3 separate regions of the Mus musculus genome follow, and all the other regions are linked to region 3. A link is a contact called in ENCODE Hi-C or POLR2A ChIA-PET data. All regions are on one chromosome and are shown on one strand. Each heading gives the region's core, a stretch centred on a gene start or an enhancer-like site at or near the end of the contact. The rest is flanking DNA. Distances are from core to core; before and after follow the strand shown. Region 1 holds the start of Elp6 (elongator acetyltransferase complex subunit 6). Region 2 holds the start of Kif9 (kinesin family member 9). Region 3 holds the start of Ptpn23 (protein tyrosine phosphatase, non-receptor type 23).

Evidence for each region. Hi-C counts contacts between places; a loop is a spot of excess contacts on that map. ChIA-PET counts read pairs that join two places held with the same protein, here RNA polymerase II (POLR2A).
Region 1: a map of v-Abl transformed pro-B cells shows a loop between it and region 3 (3-fold over the local background). The contact joins the promoter of Elp6 here to the promoter of Ptpn23 in region 3. A Hi-C loop is called at or near these places in 1 of 37 maps with a recorded cell type or tissue (v-Abl transformed pro-B cells). POLR2A ChIA-PET finds 5 or more read pairs at or near these places in 4 of 5 experiments (Patski and embryonic stem cell).
Region 2: a loop to region 3 is called in a map of heart, with 2.5 times the contacts of the local background. The contact joins the promoter of Kif9 here to the promoter of Ptpn23 in region 3. A Hi-C loop is called at or near these places in 8 of 37 maps with a recorded cell type or tissue (T-helper 2 cell, heart, left cerebral cortex and 1 more). POLR2A ChIA-PET finds 5 or more read pairs at or near these places in 3 of 5 experiments (Patski and embryonic stem cell).

What each region holds. Positions count from the first base shown.
Region 1 is chr9:110,303,079-110,307,302 of GRCm38, reverse strand. It overlaps Elp6 (elongator acetyltransferase complex subunit 6), which reads right to left and starts at 2,111. Exons shown (of 7, transcript NM_001081381.1): 1 at 1,954-2,111. The coding sequence starts at 2,007.
Region 2 is chr9:110,474,880-110,479,574 of GRCm38, reverse strand. Kif9 (kinesin family member 9) reads right to left here and starts at 2,581. Exons shown (of 21, transcript NM_001163569.1): 1 at 2,461-2,581. It overlaps Klhl18 (kelch-like 18), which reads left to right and starts at 2,881. Exons shown (of 10, transcript NM_177771.5): 1 at 2,881-3,109. The coding sequence starts at 2,981.
Region 3 is chr9:110,406,726-110,410,826 of GRCm38, reverse strand. Ptpn23 (protein tyrosine phosphatase, non-receptor type 23) reads left to right here and starts at 2,617. Exons shown (of 25, transcript NM_001081043.1): 1 at 2,617-2,793. The coding sequence starts at 2,710.

The DNA.
Region 1 (4,224 bases), core at 862-3,361, 100 kb after region 3:
CTTCAGAAAAGGTCTCCCATGCAGAACTTGGAAGGCTGGGGCAACAGGGTTGTGAGACAAAGGCCAGACTAAGCAGACTGTGGTTCCTTTCAGCACCTGAGAGACAGAGGGTGGCGGGACTCTGTGAGCCCGAGACTAGTCTAGTCTACACCGTGAGTTTCAAGCCAGCATGGCTACACAGACATAAGAAACAAAAGCAAAAACAAAGGAACAAAAAAATACCAGCCTGATATGCTCAAGTCAGACCATCTTGAAACAGAGTTATTTTGTTCTGTTTGTTTTGAGGCAGGAACTCACCCTACAGGCTGTTCTAGGCTGGCCTAGAACTCACAGAGATCTGCCTGTTGTTGCCCCTGCCACCACACACCTAATTGTACGATGTTTTAAGTAGTGTCTTAGGCCCTAAGATGCTCCCTGGCGTCTGTGTCTGTAACAGTGAATGGGGAGGGGAAAAAAAAAAAACGGTTTTAGTTTTGGGTTTGTGGTTGTGGTATCTGTGTCTGCATGTGCATGGACATGTGTGTGCAGGCACACATGTAGGGAGACTTGAAGTCGGGGCTGGGTGTCTTCTTCAGCCGCTTTCCATTCTTTCCAATTTATCAAGGTAGGGAATCTTAATGACTAGGCAATCTGAACTAATGCAGCCAGCCAGCTTGCCCCAGGGATCCCACCTCTGCCTCTTTAGTGCTGGGATGACAGGTGTCCTCTTGCCTACCTGGCTTTGACGTGGGTTCTTGGAACCCAAATTCCACTTCTATACTTGGTGCCAAGCCCTATATCCACTGTTCTATCCCCTGGCCCAATTCTTGACAAGGCCTCTGATGACAAAGATCTCCCAGTGACTGTGGTTCAGACGGGACTCTTATCACAGCAATCGCTGGAAAGCCCTATGAAGATGGTCTCTGCATTGCCTAACTACCTGCTGTAGTTCTGTAAGTAACAGACAACATTGGGACCAAGGGCTGTCACACACCACCTCAATGCTGTACCAACCTAGGGAAAACCTGTCCAATGCCTCTGGGTTTCAGCTGTGTCCCTCTCCTCCCTCCCCCCAATATAAAATGCCAAATCACACTGCCTGGCCTTGAAACACATTTCCCACCCAAAGTGGTCACTTCCTGCTGTCACTCTGGACCTGGGAAATGCCCTAGCAACTAGAAAAGTAGTCAGAACTGGAGGTCTGAACAGTCAAGAACTGTTAGGCAAATAAAACCCAGAAGGATCGCAGGGCAGTGGTGGCACACGCCTTTGATCCCAGCACTTGGGAGGCAGAGACAGGCAGATTTCTTGAGTTCAAGGCCTAGCCTGGTCTACAGAGTGAGTTCCAGGACAGCCAGAGCTACACAGAGAAACCCTGTCTCAAAAAACAAAAAAAACAAATAAGCAACCAAACAACCAAAATCCACAAGATCTATTTAAAGCTTTCCATATGTGGTGTGTTTGCTGCAAATTACAGAATAAAACAGATATACTCCTGGGAGAGGTAACCCCTAAGTGAAAATGTGAAAGACATTTCGAGGTTCCATGGAGAGTGAGGAGGTTGGGAAAAACAGAGGGGATGGAATATGCTGAGGCCTTTTTGCAACCAGATATCATCAGAACTAGGAAGAGTGCAAGCAGTGTTCCGTGCAACCTGTAAAATGTTCCATGGTGGAAGGAGATTCAGGACAGATAAAAGGATCTCCTCTAGGGCCTGCTCTGCAACCATCTTTGGGCGCCAGTGTGGCACGGAGCACATGGTCCTGGGGCTGGAAGCGAACACGCAAGATAGTCCAGAAACCCATCTTCCAAAGGCCCAGGAATGCGACTGCAGCCTCGGCGAGCCCTCTCCAGACTACAACTCCCAGATGCCCTCGGTTTACGGCAGACGCGCCTACTCCACCGCGCAGCGTCCCGGATGCAATCCTGCACGCTCCCGGGACCTGCCCTCTTCCGGTCCGCACGACATCTTACCTGCTCGGTCTTGTCTGGGGTGGTGCTGAGAAGGTTGTTGAGTTCCGGAAACATCGTGAACTGGGATAAAAATTATGGTTCTACAGAAAGAATGAAGGTCCAAGAACAGCACCCACAAGACCGTGCTCGCGAGCGCGAGAAAGCGCGCATGCGTGATCTCGCTGCCGGACTCGAGTCAGCCAATCAGGCTTGGGGTTGTGATGCTGCTGCTGCTGCTGCGCAAGCGCGTGAGCACGTATGCTCGTAAAGCTGAGCCTTAGAGCGATCTCTCATTCGGGCAATGGACCATTGTGCTGCTCTCAGTAGGTGCGGGTCCACACAGTGCTGGTGCTCCCTCACGATTTAGCACGAGCAGGCGAGCTTTCTCTTTCCGTTGCTCCCCCTCCCTCCGCACCTCCGGGTCTTAGTTGCTCCACGTCTTCCTAGTGTATTGCTCACAAACTTGGGCTAGATACATGGAACACATAGAGAAATGTTTGCAGGATCTTCGCAAAAAGAGAGAACAAACCTTACTAGCACAGAATTACATCCTGAAGAGCTTTTTGTATAAAGCAGAAGCCAGGAGGCCAAAGAGATGGCTCAGGGAATAAACGCTCTTCTTCCTCCCTCTGAAGACCACCCACATTGGGTTGCTCTACTTGTAACTCCAGCTCCAGGGGACCCGACGCCCTCTTCTGGGCTCTGCAGCACATGCACACACAATATACACAAAAAAATTTAAGGGGACTCAGAAGATTTTAGAGGACCCTAATTTGATTCTCATTATCCACTTGGCAACTTATAACCCTCTGTAACTACAGTCCCAGGGAATCTGATAGCCTCTTCTGGCCTCCAAGGGTACCAAGCATAGAAGTGGTGCACCTATACATACCATCAAAACGTATGCATAGTTTTATTTTAAATAAGCAAGGCCCTCCTCGGCCTTCTGCTAAAACAATAAAAGAACAAAAAAGAAAAGTCAGAGGGATACAGGTCAGTTGAAGAGTTCTTTCCTAGCATCAAAAACAACATAAAAAGCATGCTGCCAACATCTGTGATCTCAGCTGTCAGGAGGCTTAGGCAGGAGGGTTGCCAGCAAGTCTGAGCTTTGTGAAACTACCTCTAAAAAATAAAAATAATGGAACTGGGCGTTATGGGGCACACCTTTAATCCTAGTGTTCAGGAGGCAGAGGCAGGCAGATCTCTGGCAGTATGAGGCCATCCTGGTCTACAAAGTGAATCCAGGCTAGCCAGGCGAACACAGAAACCCCATCTCGAAAAAACAAGCAAGCAAACAAACAAAAAAGAGGAGGAGGAGGAAGAAGAGGAAGAAAGAAATATAAGCTAGTGGTGGTGGCACATACCTTTAATTTCAGCACTTAAGAAACAGAAGCAGGGCTGGTGAGATGGCTCAGTGGGTAAGAGCACCCGACTGCTCTTCTGAAGGTCCAGAGTTCAAATCCCAGCAACCACATGGTGGCTCACAACCATCTATAACAAGATCTGACTCCCTCTTCTGGTGTGTCTGAAGACAGCTACAGTGTACTTACATATAATAATAAATAAATCTTTAAAAAAAAAAAAAGAAACAGAAGCAGTCAGATCTCTGAATTCGAGACCAGCCTGATCTACAGATCAAATTCTAGGACAGCCAGATCTATACAGAAAAACAAAAACAAAACAAAACAAAAACACAACAAATAAACAAGTAAATGAAATAATGAAATATACAGAGGTTATATACAGAAACATACAGTTATGTAAAAACAATGAAAAAAAATCGGCCATGAATGTGAAAGAGAGCCAGGAGAGGGATATGGAGGGAGAAACGGGAAGGGGGATGGTATAATTATAAACTCAAAAGGCATAATTAGAAAGGAATAAAAGGAAATACAACTGCACCCGATCTCTGTAGGTACTGTAGAGAAAAGCAAGACTGGATAGAGATTTGAAATTAAGGTAGTTGTCAGAGGTACCTTCACTAAGAAATTGTGATTGGGGCTGGAGAGATGGCTCAGCAATTAAGAGCACTGTTTACTCTTCCAAAGGACCCAGGTTCAATTCCCAATACCCACATGGCAGCTCACATCTGTCTGTCATCCCCGTTCCAGGTGTTTGAGTGTCTTCTTCTGGCCATTTTAGGCACTGGTCATGTACATGTAAGCAAAACACCCATACATTTTTTTCCCTTGAGATAGAGTCTATGTAGTCCTGGCTATTCTGAAACTTTCTAGGTAGACCAGGCTGGCCTCAAACTCACAGACCTGCCTGTGATTTCTGGATGCTGGAATT
Region 2 (4,695 bases), core at 1,332-3,831, 69 kb before region 3:
GGGCAGGTAGACAGGTGAGCAGACGGGGACACAGGGTTGGGGGGATGGGGGGGGGAGTGGGGTGGAATAGCAAGCATATAGCCGCAAAAGTGAAATGCCAGACAAAGGAGTTGATTCACTCTTCTAACATTCTGAAGGGATGTTTAGTAATTTTTTAAATACCTTTACGGAAAAACGCTCTCACGTGACACAGAACTACTGCTAGTATGTATTAAAGTCATTTAAGCGGCCGAGTGTGGTGGCACATGCATCTAATCTTAGCACTCTGAAAGCACAGGCAGGTGGGTCTATGAGTTTGGTCTACGAATCCAGCTTCAGGCCAGCCAAGGCTACATACTGAGACCCTGTGTCAAACAAACAAGGCTTTTGAGGGCCCACAAGATGTCACTGGTAAAGGCACCTGCCACAAAGCTTGATGGCCTGAGTTTGATCCTCAGAACCTACATGGTCAAAGAAGAGACCCAGTTCCTCCAAGTTACCCTCTGTGTCCACACATGTCACTGTTTCATGAGTCTTCCCTAGCACTCTGCTGGATCTTTCCAATTTTTTTGTTTTTGTTTTTGTTTTTAGAAAATTAATCTGAAAAATATTGGAGTAAGAAAAGAACATAGTTTGGCTGAACATTTTGTGTGTGTGTGTGTGTGTGTGTGTGTGTGTGTGTGTGTGTGTCTGCAAATTTGAGCTCTAGAAAAAAATCACACGGCCTCTAACTTGGACCCCACATTAAGGAGACTGAAGGTTTCACTTCCGAGTTTACTTTCTGTTACTGAGAACTGAGAACAGAGAGAAGTGGTTTGTTGTTCACGATTAAAAAAAAATAAAGTCTTCCTTGCGAAAGGGTGTCACTGTGTAGCCCAGGTTGGCTTTGAACTCACAATTCTCTTGTCTTAGCTTCCCAAGTATTGGGGTTAGTATCTCCAGATGGGAGCTGTGCTTCTTTTACTCAATACTCAGTTTCTACAGCTCTGGGAAACCTTTCTGAACACAAGCCCCAAGAGTCTTATCTTCCTGCCCAGGAAGGTTCCAGTGCCGTTGAGTATAACATCTAGAAGGAATTACAAAGAATCCAGAGAGTTCTGGAAGCGGGTTCACAGGCCAGCTCAAAGGCTGCTCCAGAGCTTTCCCCCCCGTTTCTGCCCTACAACTTCCAACGCGCGCGTGCACATGCAGCCCCCCCATCCGACCTTTCCAGGGTCCTCCGGATGCTCATGCCGCCGAGCATCCCTGGAGTCATGCGCAGTTGGCAACAAGCCTTTCCGAGGGTCTATACTCCTCTCGGGAGCCCACTAGCCAACAGTGCCGCGGAAGGAAGCACATGCCATTTCGCACTTACTGAGGTACTGCTTGCTACCGTTCTTATGCCGCTTCATTTATGTGGGCTTCAGCTCCCAAGTCAAATTACAAGCTGCTTGAGGATAAGGGTCGTGCCGTTTACCTCTTGTGATGCCCCCCACAAGGTCCAGAACAGCGCCCAGCACACACCAGGTGCTCAAGAAATGGTAGTTGATGGTGATACTCATGGCTGGAAGTCAGAGGGTGACTGAATCTCCATAGGTGGGTCCACCATCTTCAGCCACTACTGAGAGAGTGCCAAGGTATGTGATATGTCACTCCCCTCCCACACTACTCTAATCCCTGAACTTGCAGCGTTCTGGGGAGGATACTTCATTTCCCAGTACAAGAAGCCATGCTCAGTCTCAAGATACCCTCCCATTAGGTAGTGTTTTTTCCCCCTCAGGATGGAATACTCCCAGAAATCTGAACACAGTCCTTACATACTTCACATAATAAAGTGACTCTGACGAGCCACCAGGAGACCTCTGTGCTGAGAGAGTCAGTGTTTCTCCATTTGTTTTGGGCTTGGGAATGAGCAGGATATACATTAACACCCACGAAGGCTTGACAAGAAGTCAATGGGATTACTCATAGGCACTAGGCGTTCATACCTACCATGCTCTTACCTCGATCAGGGATAAAGACTAAGAAACAAACACCCTTTAAACCCACAACACTGGGTCCTACTGCATCTCAGCATGAGATGAACCCAAAGTTTGCACCCAGGCAAAACTGGCCACTCTCCTATTTCTCACCCAGTGTGTGGAATGCTTTTCTAAAATGTGTGTGACAGATTGCCTTGGTCCCATTCCTGTGCCCCTCTAGAGGGTTTTCCTCTTCGGTAGTTAGAAGGCTCTAAGTGATGACACCGTGTCTTAATGATCTCTGACACTCAAACTCACGCCCTCTCCGTCTAAGGCAAGTCGTGGGACCTCAGTGGAGACTCGTGGGACTAAGGAACATCAGAAACTCCTAGCTCCCCTAAGCTGCGACCAGGTTGAAAGGAGCATCTCCAGGGGTGTCTCCGATTTTTTTTTTTTTTTCACAAATAAAAGAACCAAAGGAGTTAGGAACCCAGCCACTGACAGCAGCTGGGAGGATATCCCCACCAGGTTTCCCTTTTACCTAACGCCACCGGCTCGTGACCACTGCTCACCTCGCGGGGCAGTGGCGCTCGGGTAGAGCGACCGCTAGAACTGCAGCAACTTGAGGGAGCTCTGTTCGCAACCAGGACAGCTAGCCGACTGGCTGTGTACACAGTCGCCATGGCAACAGGAAGCCTGCAGGGATTACGGAAGTAGTGTAGGGTGGTGGCGGAATTTAAGCCCACATTTCTCCGTTAAAGATACAGGGAAAGTCAGAGCTGAACAAAGAAGACAGAGATGGAGTCAATTAACCTGGAAGGCTTAGAGTAGCTGTATATGCGAAGCCTGAGTTTGAGTTACGGGGGGAAAAAGGCTATGTATAAACCAGGAAGCGGGGCAGCGAGACTTCCGGTGTCGAGGACTTTGTGGGTACGGTGGCCGCGCAGGCCAGTGAGATTCCGGCTTCGCGTTCTGGGCAGCCTTCAGCGTGAGCCCTTGCCCCGCCCTGGTTAGTGTGAAGCCTGCTGGCCAGGCCTGCGCAGTTGCGGCGGCCGGGGAAGATGGTGGAGGACGGCGCGGAGGAGCTGGAGGACTTGGTGCATTTCTCCGTGTCGGAGTTGCCTAGTCGCGGCTACGGCGTCATGGAGGAGATCCGGCGGCAGGGCAAGCTATGCGACGTGACGCTAAAGGTACCATGGTCTGGGCGGTGGCTGGCTGAGGGGAAAGGGACTGAGCGGGAAGAAAAGGGTGGTGGACAGGGGAAGAGTGGTCCAGCCGACTGTGGGTGGAGAAAGGTTAGAGGGGAACAGAGTAGTAGAGAGCGGTGCCAAGCGCAGAGGGGGAAATGAGGCCAAGTTGGGAGAGTAAAGGGGACAGCCGTTCAGCCATTGGAAGGAAAGATTGAGAGGTGTGCCTCTGACGCCCTAAGAGCAGGAGACATTGGGGTATCCGCCTCCTTTTCTGTCATACAGAAAAGAGAAAATGTTCTTACAGGCAGACCATGGAGGAAGGGGCGGTGGCTGACTCCACATTCCGATGGGTACCACTAAGACATCCTATCTTGTCCTAAAGTCATTTCTTTGGGCTCCTTGAAGTTGGCTGTGCTGTTGTAAATGCTAAGCCTTCTCTTCAGGAGTCATTGCTTGCCCTTGGCGCTTTTAGAATCGGATCTGGAAATCTTTTGATGTGGGCTACTCTCTTCCATGCTGGAAAACAATCTACTGTCACCACCTTAAAAGGTCCTGGAGGCCAGGCTAAAGGACTGTTTGGGGAGAGGGATATTTTTGCCACCTGTTCCCATCCAGCATTCTGGTCTGGTGTCAAGGGCCAGTGCCCCCTGTGCTTTGAGTCGTGCAGGGCTGCACCTTGGTGCCCTGCTGAGCCAGGTAGATCCCTCCAGGTGGGGATACTGCCTGCCTGTGGTTTTTCCTGTTGGACCTTGCCTGGAAGGCTCTTACTGTCTCGGTGTGACACTCCCTCTTCCTGTTTCAAAACAACAGAAAGACACAGACACCTCTTAGACTTTATCTTCTACTGAGTTAAGGAAGCATTGCTTCTCCATGTATTCGAGTCAGACTGGTAGGAATGAATAGGGTGGCTCCTGGGCAGTGGTGGAGCACTCTTTTAATCCCAGCACTTGGGAGGCAGAGGCAAGCAGACCTCATGACCAGCCTGGTCTACAGAGTGAGTTCTAGGACAGCCAGGTCTATGAGAAACCCTGTCTCAAAAAAAAAAAAAAAAAAAAAAAAAGTTGAATGGTTAATGGTTTGGCACTTTAAAAAGCAAAACAAACTGAGGGTGGCTTTGGAGAAAGAACACACTAGCTGTAACCATGGGCACATTACTTAATCTCTTTAAGTTTAAATTTCGAAATGTGAAAATAATTTTTGTTCTTTGTTTTTGGTTTTTCAAGTCAGGATGTGAGCCATCACCACTCAGTTTAAAGATGATTCTTTTTTGTTTGTTTGTGGGGTTTTTTTTTTGTGTTTAATGTTTGTTTGTTTGTTTGTTTGTTTGAGACAGGGTTTCTCTGTGTAGCCCTGGCTGTCCTGGAACTCACTTTGTAGACCAGGCTGGCCTGGAACTAAGAAATCTGCCTACTTCTGCTTCCCAAGTGCTGGGATCAAAGGTGTGCGCCACCATTGTCCGGCTTAAAGACGATTCTTAAATCTCACCATTAGTGAGGATTAGATATTTGGTATTCTTTGTATAGCACCTATGTTAACTTTTTCATCAATCCTGAAAGAAATGGATCTCTAATTAGAGTAGTGAAATG
Region 3 (4,101 bases), core at 1,368-3,867:
GAAGAAGAAAGAAGAAGAAGAAGAAGAAGAAGAAGAAGAAAGAAGAAGAAAGAAGAAGAAGAAGAAAGAAAAGTAAAAAAATTAAAGAAAGAACAACAAAAACAAAAACAAAAACAAAAAAAACCCACAAAACAACAAAAAACAAAAACCAAGACTTCCTACTACCCCCTACCCCCTCCCTGTTCTAGCTCACATTGATCCCTTCCTGGCCTCATTTTTGGGATCTAAGCTGTTGCTTCTCTTTGCTCAGCAGGGCTTCCCCTCAGCTGGGACTCACCTGTTGTTCCTGAGTTTTGCAGAAATGGTGTCTGTAATGTTGGTATAGGGGCAGGTTCTAAAGAAGCCCAAGCTGGCCTGGAACTTAATACATAGTCTAGGTGGGGCTTGCCTTCTCACTTGGGGGTCACTTCTCACATGCTGTGATTAAATGAGTGTGCTACCCCCCCCCCCCCCCCGGATAGCTTAGTGAAAGATCTTGTGCGCGCGCACACACACCTTAGTCTTGCAGTAAAGCATATCTAATGTAATCCTTACAATTTTAACCATTTGAAGGCGACAGCTTTTAGGTACACTAGCTATTGTACCACCCCTCCCCCCACCATCCATCTTCAGAGGGTTATAATTCATAATGAAACTCTTCCCACAAACAACTCCTTTTGTTCTCAAATCAATTGCCGTGACAAAAATACCTCAAAATTAAAAGGCATTTTGCCTCATAGCTTCAAGGGTTATCGTAGGGAGGACCTTGATGGCCGAGTTCGCCTCAGAGCATCCAGAAAGCAGAGACACAGAACGGACAGCTGCACTAGCTGGCTTCCGACTCTCAAAAATTAGCTTTATCGTGTCTCTGCATAATGAATTGGGGGGGGGGCACACACAGGCCGTGGTGTACAACTCTGTCCAGCCAGTTTTCAATCCTCCTATCTTTAGGTTGATTCCCAAGATTGTTCCCGTGTTTGTGTGGCAACACCTTAGCTTCCAAATCATCCCCCCAGCTTAACATACTCTTTAAACTTCATTTTTTTGTGTTTTGTTTTGTTTTTTTAAAGACAAGGTTTCTCTGTGTAGCCCTGGCTGTCCTGGAACTCACTCTGTAGACCAGGCTGGCCTCGAACTCAGAAATCCACCTGCCTCTGCCTCCCAAGTGCTGGGATTAAAGGCATGCGCCACCACCGCCTGGCTAAACTTCATTTTAAAAATTATTGTATGTGTATAGGAGTTTTGCTTGGCACATATGTATGTCTGTGTACCACATGTGTGCAGTGCCCACAGAACCCAGAAGAAGACTAAAGGTCTGGAACTGGAGTTATAGACTGCTGGGAACTGCCATGTAGATGCTGAAAATCAAAGCCAGGTCCTCTGGAAGAGCAGCCAGTGTTCTTAACAACCAACCCACCTCTCTAGACCCTAACATACTTTTAGTATGGAAATGTCTGTTACTTCTACAAAGAGGACGTGGGCCCTACCTGGGTCGGGGAAACCCGTCTTGTGAATCCAGAGTCTTTATTCTCGGGCTCTACATTGCCTCTAAATGCATCTGTCCTCATCTTCACACAAACTAGACCTGAAGTCTTGCGCTCCCTTCTACATGTTCCTCCCAATTTCCTCATGTCAGGTAACAGCCTGTCAGCTATCCACCTAAACCAGGCAGAAACTTGGAAATCAACTTTGATCTCATTCCCTAACATGTACCCACCCCAACTTAGGATACTTTTTTTTCAAAATAGTTCTCAGATGTTCCTCAAAGTGCATTATCTACCCACTTTTTTTTTTAAAGCCTTTTTCACCCAAAGCCACAATCACCGGTCTCCTAGAAGACTACAAAAGGTCACTCACTACTTTCTCCGTTTCCTTATTTTTAAAATTTGTTTGAGACAACGTATTGTTATGTTGCCCAGTCCAGCCTTGAAATGACCTAGTCTCTTCCCTCAATCTCCGGGGTGTCTCCATTATTTATGTCTAAAATTTAACAATACACACAACACAGCTTTAAAATTCCTGTTTCACAGGTGTCTCCAGAGACAAATGCTCGTCGCTGTATAGTTCCTTCCAGAGTCGCAGTCTTCTTAGGTGTTAACTTGGCTGTTCAATGTATCCTACTAAAAATCAAGAACTCCTCAGGCTGCAGAGGGTGGTGGTGTGGAGCAGTGTTCCTGCCCCCTCAACCGCGGACAGAAGGAATCCCTTGGCACTTTTAGCCTGAGTTCCATCCCGCCATACAGTTTGCATAGCTCATGGCTGTCTTCACAACCCCTCTCCCTAACATCACACTAGTCGTTCTCTATGCAGCACTAGTCCCCATCCTTCACCGCTCTCAAGATTTGGGAATTACAAATTCATGGGTGAGTTTTTGAAGGGCCCCCCCGGGAGGAAGAAGAACGTTACGCAAACCAGAAAATCCCAGCAAAGCCTCAAGCTTAGTGGAGGAGATCACTATTCCCAGAAGCCCCTTCACCGTGGATTGGGTCGTCTCTCCACCCAAGACCCTTCGCGCGAGAAGACCGAGCATGCGCGAAGAGGTGTGCGCATGTGCAAAAAGACTACCGGGGTGGGGGGGCCGGACTGCACCTCCCAACAGGCTGCGGGGGGAGTGCGTCACTCCGCGTGACGAGCAGCTTCCGGCGTGGAGGGGCGGGGTTGCGCGCGCGGCTGAAGCAGCTGCTGGACCTGGGAGGGGAGCGGCCCTAGGGCCGCTAGGCGCTACCCGCGATGGAGGCCGTGCCCCGGATGCCCATGATCTGGCTGGACCTGAAGGAGGCCGGTGACTTTCACTTCCAGTCTGCGGTGAAGAAGGTGAGCACACCTTCGCCGCGCATCTCCGTCGTCTGCCCGCGCGTGACGCCCCCCCTGCGCGCCTGTCCCTCCCCGGGTTCCGTCACAGGTCGGGCCAGGCGTTTTCCCTTAGGATGGCCCACCCCTCCCCGGCCGGCACATCATCGTTTTCTCCGACTGGCAGTGCATCATTATGGGGACCCTCTTCCGGACTTCTGTCCCAGACCACCCGCGTTTCTACCGAGGTTCAGCGCTTCCTTGCGATGACGCTCCTGGACCCAGCTCTGCCCTGTTCCTCCATGTCCAGGGAGCCCCCGCGGGGAGCGATGGCGGTCCAGGGTCTACGGAGTCCATGCTAGGCCCGGGCCTTGGTGGCCTCCCAGTTCAAGACTGGACTAGGAAAGAATGTGTGTTTAAGACCGGAGCCCGAGTGGTCCATAGGAATGTCTGGCTCTTAGAGTGTGTGACTGAGTGTGTGTCTGTGTGCAGTTGGATGTCTGACCCTCCAATTCTCTATGGTCTCCTGACAAAATTTCTGTTCCAAAGTTCCTTTGAACCAAAAAGACAGTTTCTTGTTGATGATTAGAGGGCTTGAATCACGCTAGGGCTCTTGGCATCCTATGAGTCATTGTGCTGGCTAGAGCAGTCGTTTGGAGCTCACTGAGGCAAGGGGTTTCCGTGGTGAGATCAGGTGTGGTGATGTGGAACTGGGTAACCTCCGAGAGGGCCGTAGCAGCAGTGGGCAGGTGGGGAGCTGGGAGGAGTCTTGGGGATTTAGCACAGCAGCGGTTGGAGTAGACAGTCTAGAATCCTTTACCACTCCGTGGTATTTAGGGAAAGGAGGAGAAAGAAAATGGGTTTGGAAGTAGTTTCCGATGGACTTGCCTCCTGGATTCTCTTCATATCACCACTTCCTCTGATCAGGCCCTACTTGCTTGAGGATAGGGTGAGGTGCATTCAGGTGCCGGGTGTGTGGATGTGGTGGTGGTCCAAGCTGTGAGTATCAGACCCAGACAGAGCCTGGCACAAGAAGCTAGGCAGGTGCTCTTCCACAGAGATATATGCCCCCAGCCCAGACTCCTTTCCCCACCTGTAAGACCAGCGTAGTAAGCCAATTGATCTAAATTTACAGACTTTTGTTAATTCTTTACCATCTTCTCTTTTTTTGTTTGTTTGTTTGTTTGGCTGTCCTGGAACTCACTTTGTTTGAGGCCTCTCAGAGATCCGCCTGCCTCTGCCTCCCAAGTGCTGGGATTAAAGGCGTACACCACCACCGCCCACCACCTGGCTACCATCTTCTGTTTAATATTATGAGGTGAATTTTTCTAA